Linked DNA regions of Mus musculus: region 1 is linked to region 2. A link is a loop called in an ENCODE intact Hi-C map of the cell type or tissue named here. Cell type or tissue: gastrocnemius. All regions are shown on one strand. Links, peaks and the distances in the headings refer to the core of each region. The heading gives the core; the rest is flanking DNA.

Region 1 (5,248 bases), core at 406-4,405, 77 kb before region 2:
TTGCTGCTCTAAGCCTCTTGATGGTAAAAGCCTCTGCATTGGATTATGCCCAGATACATGGTCAGAACCCTGCTGTCTGCTTCCAACATCCTGTTGCTGGTGTAGAACGTCCTGATTGAGGTGGTTCTGGGGATGGCTATGGTGGCCCCGGTTAGTTGAAGGGTTTTCACAGCTCTTCTCTGGCTGGGAACTTGCAAAGTGTTGCTGCAGCTGTTGTTGCATCTGTTGATGGTGAGGATGTGGCTGGCTACTCTTGGGTCTTGACTGGTCAGTCCCATGGTGTTTGGGTTGTAAGGATAGCTGAGATGTAGGAGTGCCCTGAACGAGATTCCTTTTCTTCTGCATCTGAACTTCCTGTTGTAGAGTTCTCTGTTGGTGCACAATATGGGGCTGGGAGTGGACAGCACTGTCTGCATGAGGCACATGATGCTGCAGCTGATACAAGTGATGCCTCTCTCTTAACTGCCCTGCTTGCTGCTGCTGCTTGATGTACAGATGGTTGGTGTGAAGATGAGACACTCCTTGAGGTGGTACATGCTGCTGCAGTGCCTGCAGATGTTGACCTGCCTGGGTTTGCTGCTGCTGCTGTTGCTCAGCAACCGAAGGCTGAGAATTACACTGAACATCCGTCTGCCTCAATGGAGGAGCCACAAAGTTGTTACTAGGTGGAAATAACCGTGCAAGGCCATCTCCATGTGCTGGGTTGCTAACAGGTACAACTGAGTTTGAAGAGTTAGGTGTGATCTGACTCGCCATCATTTGGGTTTGATCAGGAATGTTGTCTGGAGTCCTGCTCATCAGGGGCATACTTTCAAGCCTGAGAGGGGCTGGCTGGCAGTGCTTCTGACGTTTGGCTGAATTTAGTAAAAGATCATCTTGCACAGTGCGCTTTGCAGAATCTTTACGACTTTCATGACTGGGCTTTGAAAGCGGTTCTTGAACCTGTGGGTTTGGTATGGCGCTAGTCATGCTGGTCAGCTGTTCCTGGGGATATTCTGTCATCAGAGGTGGCACAGGAGGCTGGCTGCCATAAGAACTGGATGAAACAGTCATATTAACCGTCACAGGATTAGAAGTTTGATCTGAGCTCTGCGATAGACCTGTGCAACTGACCAGAGGATGGCTGCTGATGCTATTCTGATGGGTGAGACTTGGTGGCTGAGGGGCTGACACCTGTATGGGGGCATTTGATCCTTTAATTCCCAGAGAACAGCTTGGTTTTTCAAGAGGCCTATCGACTGTCACTTCCACAGAATCCTGAGAGTTAAATTCACTTGGTGTTGGGTCAGCCTGTCCCGTGCATGTCTCCTTGTGGATCTGTGGTTTAAAGGGCTGGTCTCCCTCTAAAGAGGTTTCAGAAGGCTTTGGAGTAACCTCCTTCACATCAGCCTGTGTGCCAAGTCTTCCCTTCTCAATGCTCTCCTGGTCCAAGATGGCTCTTGCAGCAAGGGCCACAATGTCAGTTTGCTCTGCAAAGGTGCAGCCATCACACGTGTTAGATGTTGTACTGCTCGTCACATCTTCTCGAGCTGTTTCAGGAAGCATGGATGCAACGGAGAAACTACGACTACTGCCAGAGCTGGTTGACAGAGGAGAGTCAGCCTGTCTACTGGTGAGCAAAGACCCATGGAGAACCTCCTGATCAGGGAGGCAGGAGTGGGGCTGTGGCGGGTCTCTGTCATCGCTCATCAGTAGCAGTTCCTGCTTGGGAGGCAAATCAACATTAGAATCACCTATCTTAGAACTTTCTGGAGAAAAGTCAGGATGCTCCATCTGGACTGAGAGAGATGACCTCTGAAGGTCCTTTTCTTTAGCAAGATCCGACAGCAACATAGTTAGTCCTTGCCCTTTTAAAGACCCTGCTGTCTGCATGGTGTCCAATGAATCCTGCTGAACTGGGCAAGGTTCTGCCACAATTTCTACCTCAGAAATACAGTCAGTGCTTGAAGTGCTCGTAGTGGATGACAGACCAGAAACCTGAGAAACCAAACTCTGGGATTCGATAGGAGATGGAGTCAACACGTTGGCTGAAGTACAGGATTTCATATCATTGGACAACGCTACAGAACACGGTGGTGTACCCTGAGATGTCTCTTGTAAAATAGGAGTAGAATCTTTGGGTTTTGCTGGCGCCAATACAAGTTGTTCGTTTGTTTCAGATTCGTGGGAAGGTGAGCTACAGTCTTCTGTTGACTTAGATTGGGGACCAGAGTCAGGGGTTACTGATTCAGAATTCAGAACATCCAAAGAATGTGAAGCAGAAATACTAACATTCTTTGCCTGGGACACAGCAACAGACGATAGGCCAACAGGGAGGCTGTCCAGCAGTCCATCACTGCATGATGGCTCTGCTGAGCTGTTTATTCTGGGGCCATCTATCTTGCCCACATCTCTGACTGAATTCAGGGGACATGCTGGCTTGTTAGCTGTTAAGTGTTTCTTGGCACCTGGCTTCTTGCTCAGTCTTTTTGATTTCATGGTAGAGGGCAAACAAGTGACAGTGTTTGTTGAGGAAGCTGTTGCAAGACTGTAAGTAGTGGATGGTGTGGCTGAATTATCTACTGTTATGGTAGGTGCTACAGTTGTTGTTAGTGAAACGCAGTTGGCAGGGCTGGTTTGACTGTTTGCAGAAGTCTGAGGATTAGCAGAGTGGCTAATAGACAACTGTACACAGCTTTGCCCAGCCATCTGTGATATGCTTTGATTGAGGCTGGCCAAAGCCCCAAATGTATTCAGGGCAACATTGGTATTTGGATCTTCGCTGGTGGTGGGTTGAATAATTTGCATAGGGCTTTGATTTGTAGTTCCTGATGAGGACATCACAGGCTGCAAAGCAAAGAGCTGTCCGTTTAAAGAAATGGTTTGAGGCTGCTGTTGGTTTGACATGGTAACAGAAAAAGTCTGTGTTGAGTTAGATGTGGATAGAGAGGAAGGTCTTGGTAATATGTGGACAAGATGCTTTCCTCCAAAAGTCTGTGGGGCTGGCACATTTTGCACTGAATTATGAGACCCTATTATAGCACTGGCCCCATTGACAGGCAGTCGAACAGGACCAGGATGCGGAGCAGAGAGGAGTGGCAATGGGTTCTGATTAGCCGCCTGTATGATGACAATCTGTTGACCTACTGTTTGGTTGGAAACCTCTGCCCTCATCATTGTTGGGCATGGGGTTGTGCTTGGTGGCTGAAGAATGATGACATTTTGGTTAGCTGGAGCTGCAGTGACACCTGACCCAACTGGCTGAGCCATCTGAATCACTTGCATTGCTGAATTCAAAGGAAGGATATTTTTGGGAGGCTGAGACTTAACTTGTGGCTGGGCAATTAGTGGTTGCATAGGTAAGGGTGGACACGAAGGCAAAGTCACCACTACTTGCTCAACTGGCTGCCCATCTGTTGGAGGGGAATTATTTAGGGTGATAGCTGTAGCCACGTGCTTGTGGTTGTTTGGGGTAGGGCTGGTACCACACTCATTTAGTGCTGGAGTCGCAGCAGAAGATGGTGGCTGGCTTAAAGGCTGAATAGTGTTTCCGGCCAGATGCAGTGTAGTCCACGTTGTCTGTGTGTTTCCGGCTGAAGAGATTCGGGTAAGGCTGCTGATGTTTTTTAGTTCTGAAGCACTGACACTTGAAGAAGGCAGAGAACAAGAGAGAGTCCAACCACCCTCCAAAGGGTTTGCAGAGAGACTGCTCACTGGGAGGGTACTCTTCGCTACTGCAGCATGGGCTGGCACCACCACTGTGGCTGTACTTGGTGAGTCTACAGTCTTGCTACCACTCACTGGAGAAGAGCCACCTGTAGATCTGGGAGGCTGGGAGCACACTGTGGTGGTAACTGACACAAGGGTGTTTTGCGAATCTGCACTGGAGCCCTGCATTGCCGGGCTGGACTTGTTTTCATGGTGCACTTCGGGGGCAGCTGCTGAAGTACTGGAGGAGATGCCTGAGACACACGTGACTGTTTTCTTTGATGATTTGGGGCTCTCCTGTGCATTGTTATTTTCTGAAGCATTTTGATCATTTAGGCATGTATTCGAGGAACGATGTGGGTGAGGGTCAGGGCCAACTGAAACGGTGACCACTGAGCCACCAGTGGCACCCAGCCCACTTGATTGGCTTTCAGAAGTAGAAAGTTCGAGAATGTTTTGAGCAGAAATGGCAGCGGGAAGACAAAGGGGAACAGACTGGTTGGCAGCCAGCGCAGACACTGTAGTCTGATGCCACGGCTTGTTTTCAGAAGGGTAAACTCCAGAAATAGACACGGGAGTCACAAGCTTGCAGGTCCTCTGCACTGGCACCACATTGGCGGTCTGCTTTTGCAAGCCGTGACCAACATTAAAGGTTATTCCCTGAACAGCTGTCCCCTGGCTGTTTCCCCCAGGCTGGCTCCCGTTGGAATAAACGATGATGTTTTTCTGGACCTGGTCACTTGGAATAACAACAGACACCTTTGAGGTTTTCAGATTGCCTTTCCAGTGGATTGTGGGGTCATCATACAAGCATATGTCATTTGCTTTCAATAATTCAATATATCGGCCATTTTCTTTTTGGATTTCTTCTAGTTGTTTCCGTAGCTTTTTAATTTCTTCAGCTAAAATATTAGAAATAAAGATATAAAAATATAGGTGAATGTCAGTAATTATAACAACTTAAGCAAAACTATATGTGCTAAGCCACTGAATTCCAATCCTGGCCTTCAGATGCCTCAGCAGAACCAGGAGCTCTCTGCTGCTGTAAGGTTTTCTTCTTAGAGTGGCACCTCAAGCCCCCCCCCCCCCCAATTCCTTCTAAACTCTACACTTGTAAAGGCCAACCACTGAAAATCTCCTATGGCGTACAAGTCTCAATGTTCCGAATCAAAACCTTTCCAGTAACACAGCTAACAGGTAAAAACCAGGGAAGGCAGGCTAATTCCTGTGACATGCTTGTGATAAGCTAAAAGCCTCTTTGTTCAGGGTTCCAAGTACAGGCTTACCACCACTGACAGGCTCTGAATGACACAGAATGACACAGAATGCTGAGGTGTAACCCTGTGAGTTAGTTCTTAACTAGGCCTCAGCTCAAATCCACCAAGTTGTGGGACATTTTTCAAAGCAGTCTGATATACTAATAGTCCAAGGGTGGCCAGGACATGTTATAGATATCCTCACAGGGGGAACACTTGTGTTATTATCAAGGTTGATTGGTATAATTCTTAATTCTGCTGATGTTCCATCTGACTGACAAGACCAGGTTCAAACCATGCCAGAC
Region 2 (5,248 bases), core at 535-4,534:
AGAAACCGCATATCAGGGAGGGAAAAAAAAATAGATTGCTATCTCAATCAACAGACAACAAATTTCTGGTTTACACAAAAAGCAAAATATGACCTGCTGCTATTCAGTTTCTTCAAAAAGTTTTAATGGTATACAAGATATACTTTGTATCCAGGCTCAGTAGCAAACAGTAAGGGCAAAGGATGGATCTGAAGGTTTGGGGCCCCACCCTGATTGAGAAGAGACACAGATACAAATGTTGTTCTCTATTTTCTATGTAACAAACACCTAGATAAAGACACAGAAGACTTCCTGGGCTTGTTCCCAGTATACATAACGACTATTTTGTATTTATCAACAAAGCTTCATTTATAACTATAGAATCTTATGTTCCCCAGTTGGCCAAGTTTCAACAGCATTTTATTTTGCTCTGTATTTATATTATTCCTACCTACCTTTTCATCTTTACTTTGGTCCACTTAGCATTCATATTTTATTTAAAGGCATTTTTATTAAAACTAATTTGTACCTCTTTATTATAATTGAAGGATAAGTGCATTTAGTTGTATTTTCTATAACACTGACAACGAATTACAGGGCCAGTCATTGCTGTCTGTGGCATACTGAATATCATCACCCCCAGAGAGGAGTAACAGATAAAAAGTAATCAGCTAGGCTTTGGTGGCGTACGCCTTTAATCCCAGCATTTGGGAGGCAGAGGCAGGTGGATTTCTGAGTTTGAGGCTAGCCTGGTCTACAGAGTGAGTTCCAGGACAGCCAGGGCTACACAGAGAAACCCTGCCGGGGGGGGGGGGGGGGGGGGGGGGGGAAGAAATCAGCTTACCAACCACAAATTCAAGCCAAGTCTTTGGTCCATAAAAAAAAAAAAAAAGACCTCACTGGAAAGAGCAAATAGTCTAATAATGTAGTTCTCGTTTTTCTAGATATGCACATAAAAATACAGTAGTTATTAATTGCAAAATTATCTACTATGGAGATAAGGAAAATACATGATTTACAACTGGATATCCTGTTGCTATTACTAATAAGAATACTAAAGTAAAAAATATGAAATAAAAACATTTTTAAAAGTAAGCTTAAAAAGTTTCAATGCCCAAAATTTAAATCATAGGAGGGGGTGTTTCAGTTTTCTAAACTTCAGATTCATCTATTTAACTATGTTTGGTAAGCTCAATATACAATAAAACTTTAGCAAATAAAACTTCAAAGAAAATTCATGGAATAGAGTCTTTCCAATGAAGAGTCTGGAGACTGAATACAGAAGACATTTATACAAGTTCTGTATCTCAAGGACATTAACATCTTAATAAAACAAAACAACAAAGTAAAACTGCACTATACCCTGATCTCATTTTAGTATCTTAAAAGGAAGGAAAGGAAAATTTTAAGTCCCGTGCTTATTGGGAGTTAGTTAGGGAAAAATCAAATATACCTGTGAAATCATCTTAAAAGTTGTTTAGTCCAGAACCCAATTCTAAGCCCTCAACCCTAAAAAAATAAAACAATTTACTTAAGGAGTCTTAATTTTGAGCCTAACTACTGGCCTAAAATATGGATTCAACAATTCCAAGTTTGCCCAGTAACGCATTTCTAGGCATCTGCCTCCATCGTGTTACACTTAAATATCTATTTAAATACAAAGAGCCAGCTGGTGCTGGTGGCTCAAGCCCGTAATACTAGCAACTCAAAGGGCTGAGGGAGGCAAGAAGATTGTTGCCAAGTTCAGCGTCAGCCTGAGCAACTTAGTGAGACTCTACCTCAAAATAAAGTGCTGGGGACGTAGCTCAGTGGCAGAGTACTTGCAGAGCACCGAATACTTTGCTTCAATTCCAAGAACTCCAGTTAGTTAATAAAGTAGAATTGCTTCAAGAGTATACTAGATAAAAGTTCCAATAGACTGCCAACAGCACCACGGTGTGGTTCCATTTCTATTGTCAAGTATCAGAAAGACTAATCCTACACTTGAAATTGAACTAGACCCAATATTTTTAACCTAAACATCCAGAATAATTTCTTAGTCTTGTTATCTTCATTGCTTTTACTATAACAGAACATGACAAGTATGTTCTGAGTGTGTAGCAATGAGTAGAAAAAAATGACAGCATCAAAGTCGTACTCTACTAGAAAAATAAAACTTCCTAAAAATAACTGGATCATATTTTTAAAAATTACCAAGCATCCTGGATCATGGCTCAGGTGGAGCAAACATCCCCCCAAAAATGCCAAAAATAAAACCCAAAAAACACCGAATGAAAAACTAACATTTAAAGCAAACCAGAGTTTAGAAAAAATGTTTTCTATTTAGATTTAAAATCAAAACTTTCTCAGAATCATTTCAGAGGTATGGGACCTTCATTTTACACAGAACAAGCTTGTTTGGAGAAACGACTTACTTCGCTCTCCATAAAACGATGTTGAATAAACAACTAACTGAAACTGTAGTTATAATTTTCAGCTGACTTAGAAAGAAAAGACCGTTTAATATGTTTAAGCTTTCTTTTTTTTTCTTCTAATGACTGTAAGTAAAGGCAACCTCCAAAACTCGCGACGCTAAATACTGTAACAGTATATAAATCAATGGAAAGGAAATACTTCCTATCAAACGGGAACAGTTAAACCAAAATAACTTCTAATGTTACGGAAGATTTGCAAGATTAAACCTCAACTTTGCTAACGAAGAGCAAAAGCAGCAGCTCTCCTCCTTGCACTGGAGGGGGGGGGCAACACACACACACACACACACACACACACCACTGAAGCAATAGCTCCACCTACTGATCCATGGCTACTTCCTTAAACATTTTGGCACCCCAAAGTCTACACCGCTCCAGTTTATTCCCCCTCCCCTCCCGACCGCCCGCCTTCCTCCACTCGCTCTGACCCAACCCAAGTCCGTTGAGTCACTAGCTCCTAGCACTCATCCCCCGTGCTCTTTATTCCAATTCCTTTTCCCTCCAGAAGGTTCTGCACGGCCCACAAGTCTTAAGAAAACCCGCAACGTGTCAAAGCCCGCGGCCACAGCGCCGTTCCCGGATCTGGAGGAGCACCTTCAGGTGGCTCGGTGGTGCGCTCCCGGGAAGAGGCCCCCGGGCGCCTCATTCCTCCTCCCCGTGATCTCAGGCGGTGCACACACGTGAAACCGTGGACTCGCGCCCTTGCCTCCGTCGGCCCTTCAGCCCGCCAACAGCCGGCCTAGCCTCCGCCCCCCTCCGGGAGCCGCGGGACCGGGGAAGCCCGGCCATGACCCTCCGCCCGGGCTTCGCGCGCGTCTCTTCCCCGCAGCGCTCTCCCTGTCCATCGACCCACGCCCCTCTCCTGGGCCCCGGCCGCCGGGGTCCCCCCCACACCCCCGCCAGCTGCCCTTCCTCACCCTTTCATCTTCCCCGTCTGCTGAGGCCGTCGTTACAGCCGCCGCCAACGCCGTCGTCCTCGTCGCCCGGAGCTCTCCGCCCGCGCCCTGAGCTCAGACCACTCAACCCCACACGCCGGTCTTTTGGCTGAGAAGCCAAGCCAGGCCCTGAGGCTCCGGGAGACGCGGGGAAATCTGCCGCCGCGCTGCCGCCGCCGCCGCTCCTCCACACGTGCACTCGGGACACTCGGCTCCCGCCCGCAGCTGCCGCCAGCCAGACCCGCCGCCGCGCTGTGACCTTTCACCCCGCCCCTCAACGCGCCGGCGCGGCCGCCGCGTCGCGCGCAGGCGCAGTGCTCCGCGCCGCCAGGATTCCCCGCCCCCCGCTCTCCAGGGGCCGGGCCTACGGCCCGCTAGCTCCTCCCACCCTTTGCGACACTCTCTAGGGGATCTGGCTTGGTAGGCTCCGGCGGCAAAATCCGGATCTTTCCACCCTTCTCTCGCTTTCAAGCCAGCAGGATCAGCCTTTCCCGCCCCCCACCCCGATTCCTTTCTAGCCCTCCAGTGACCTTCAAACCCTCTGGCCGACTAATAGGGTTTTGTAAAACGGATTCTTCTCAATGTAAGAAAGCCCATGGGAACTTGCAGTAAATGTGTTTTAAATTCAAAAGGTAGTGATGGGTCCGGATAACTTGGCGATCCTCCAGCAGGCAAACCTCACAGGGTTTTTTTTTTTTTAAATCACGTGATAGGCTTAACGTCTTCCAGCCCAGGATTTTACTGGGGCCTTAGAGGCGGGACTCATGGCCATTTCCGGTCCCTAGAGCGTGACTTAGCGTCACTTCCTTAGCAATGCACTTTAACCCTTGCCATCCTCGTCTTCTGTACTGTAGTTTCTGTAACCCCCGTCATTGTAAAAAAAAAAAGAAAAAGAAAAGAAAAAGAAACTAACGCTTTTCTGAAGTCGCGGAACCATTCACATCCAAGGCGGTCCGCAAAGATTTAAGCCTGCGAGACGCGGCGTGACGGGCGAGGGGAAGCGGGGTGGGGCTTGAGGACACATGACTAGCTAGGACTGGCCCGCCTCCTGCAGCTGAAGACTTCCCCTCTCTCAGTGACAGAGCCTCTGGGTCCCGTCTAGGTACACTTTCTGCATTTCGAGCCCGGGCAGGTGAGGTGCGACAGGTAACTCGTGGCTGGTGGGGACGATTGACAGGGTGAGAGCAGATAGGGTGTGTGAATCGCGGCCTGCGGATGCTTGGGGCTCCCTTTCCGTTGTCCTCCTGCACGGGCGAGGAGCTCATTTCTGCTAGACCCCTGGCCCTTCACCATCACCGTGGTCCATTGACTAGGGATTATGATGCCCACCTTTTCCCTGGGTTGAGAGCGAGTACGGCCATTATGGTTCCCTATTTGGAGCCTTTGGGGCTGATTCAGGTGGTAGGATTGTGTTAGCTATTTCTTGGGGGTCTGCAACAACCGACGGATCCCATTCCCCTAAACTCCTTCCTTGGGAAAGGCCATGGCCCGGGTGATCCGGATGGTAGGAAAACCCCGGGAGGCAGAGGCGTCTCCGGTGAGACAGGCTTGGGAGGGGATGTCACTGAGATGGCCCTCACTGCAGAGTCACACTGAAGGGCTTTCCCCACAAATGTGCGTTCTCAGTGATCCTAAGGGTTTGCCGACATCCTTGCAGAGGTTCAGGGAGTCTTCAGATGAGACTGGAAGGGTAAGAGCGGGCCTTACACCTTTTTTTTCGGAGAGAAGGTGGTTGTACTCTCCTCAGAACAGGGTGTTGGTAATGCGACAGTCTCGGTTGGTTGGGAAGGTGATGAAAGGTGGTGTTGCCTTGTTGGGCTGGAGACCCAGACTAGCTTATGGGAAAGTGACGAGGTTTTC

What was found. Peaks named below come from ENCODE experiments on the same cell type or tissue, not always from the same donor. Only the 100,000 strongest peaks of a DNase experiment are listed, where the experiment ranks them.
Region 1: it touches region 2 in a loop (2.9-fold over the local background); 1 of 42 quality-filtered maps calls a loop at or near these places.

What each region holds. Positions count from the first base shown.
Region 1 is chr16:44,214,756-44,220,003 of GRCm38, reverse strand. It overlaps Usf3 (upstream transcription factor family member 3), which reads right to left. Exons shown (of 8, transcript NM_001029889.2): 8 at 1-4,589. Among named protein-coding and RNA genes, the nearest start is that of Usf3, 44 kb to the right of the region's middle. In gastrocnemius, for the core only: no CTCF peak of the experiment used is centred there; no DNase peak of the experiment used is centred there; H3K27ac peaks cover 4,000 bases.
Region 2 is chr16:44,138,234-44,143,481 of GRCm38, reverse strand. Atp6v1a (ATPase, H+ transporting, lysosomal V1 subunit A) reads left to right here and starts at 4,223. Exons shown (of 15, transcript NM_007508.6): 1 at 4,223-4,520. It overlaps Naa50 (N(alpha)-acetyltransferase 50, NatE catalytic subunit), which reads right to left and starts at 3,691. Exons shown (of 5, transcript NM_001347239.1): 1 at 3,371-3,691. The coding sequence starts at 3,378. In gastrocnemius, for the core only: CTCF peaks have their summits at 1,885 and 2,786 (motif pointing left); DNase peaks (open chromatin) are centred at 3,217, 3,704, 4,098, 4,424 and 2 more places; H3K4me3 peaks cover 3,644 bases; H3K27ac peaks cover 3,892 bases.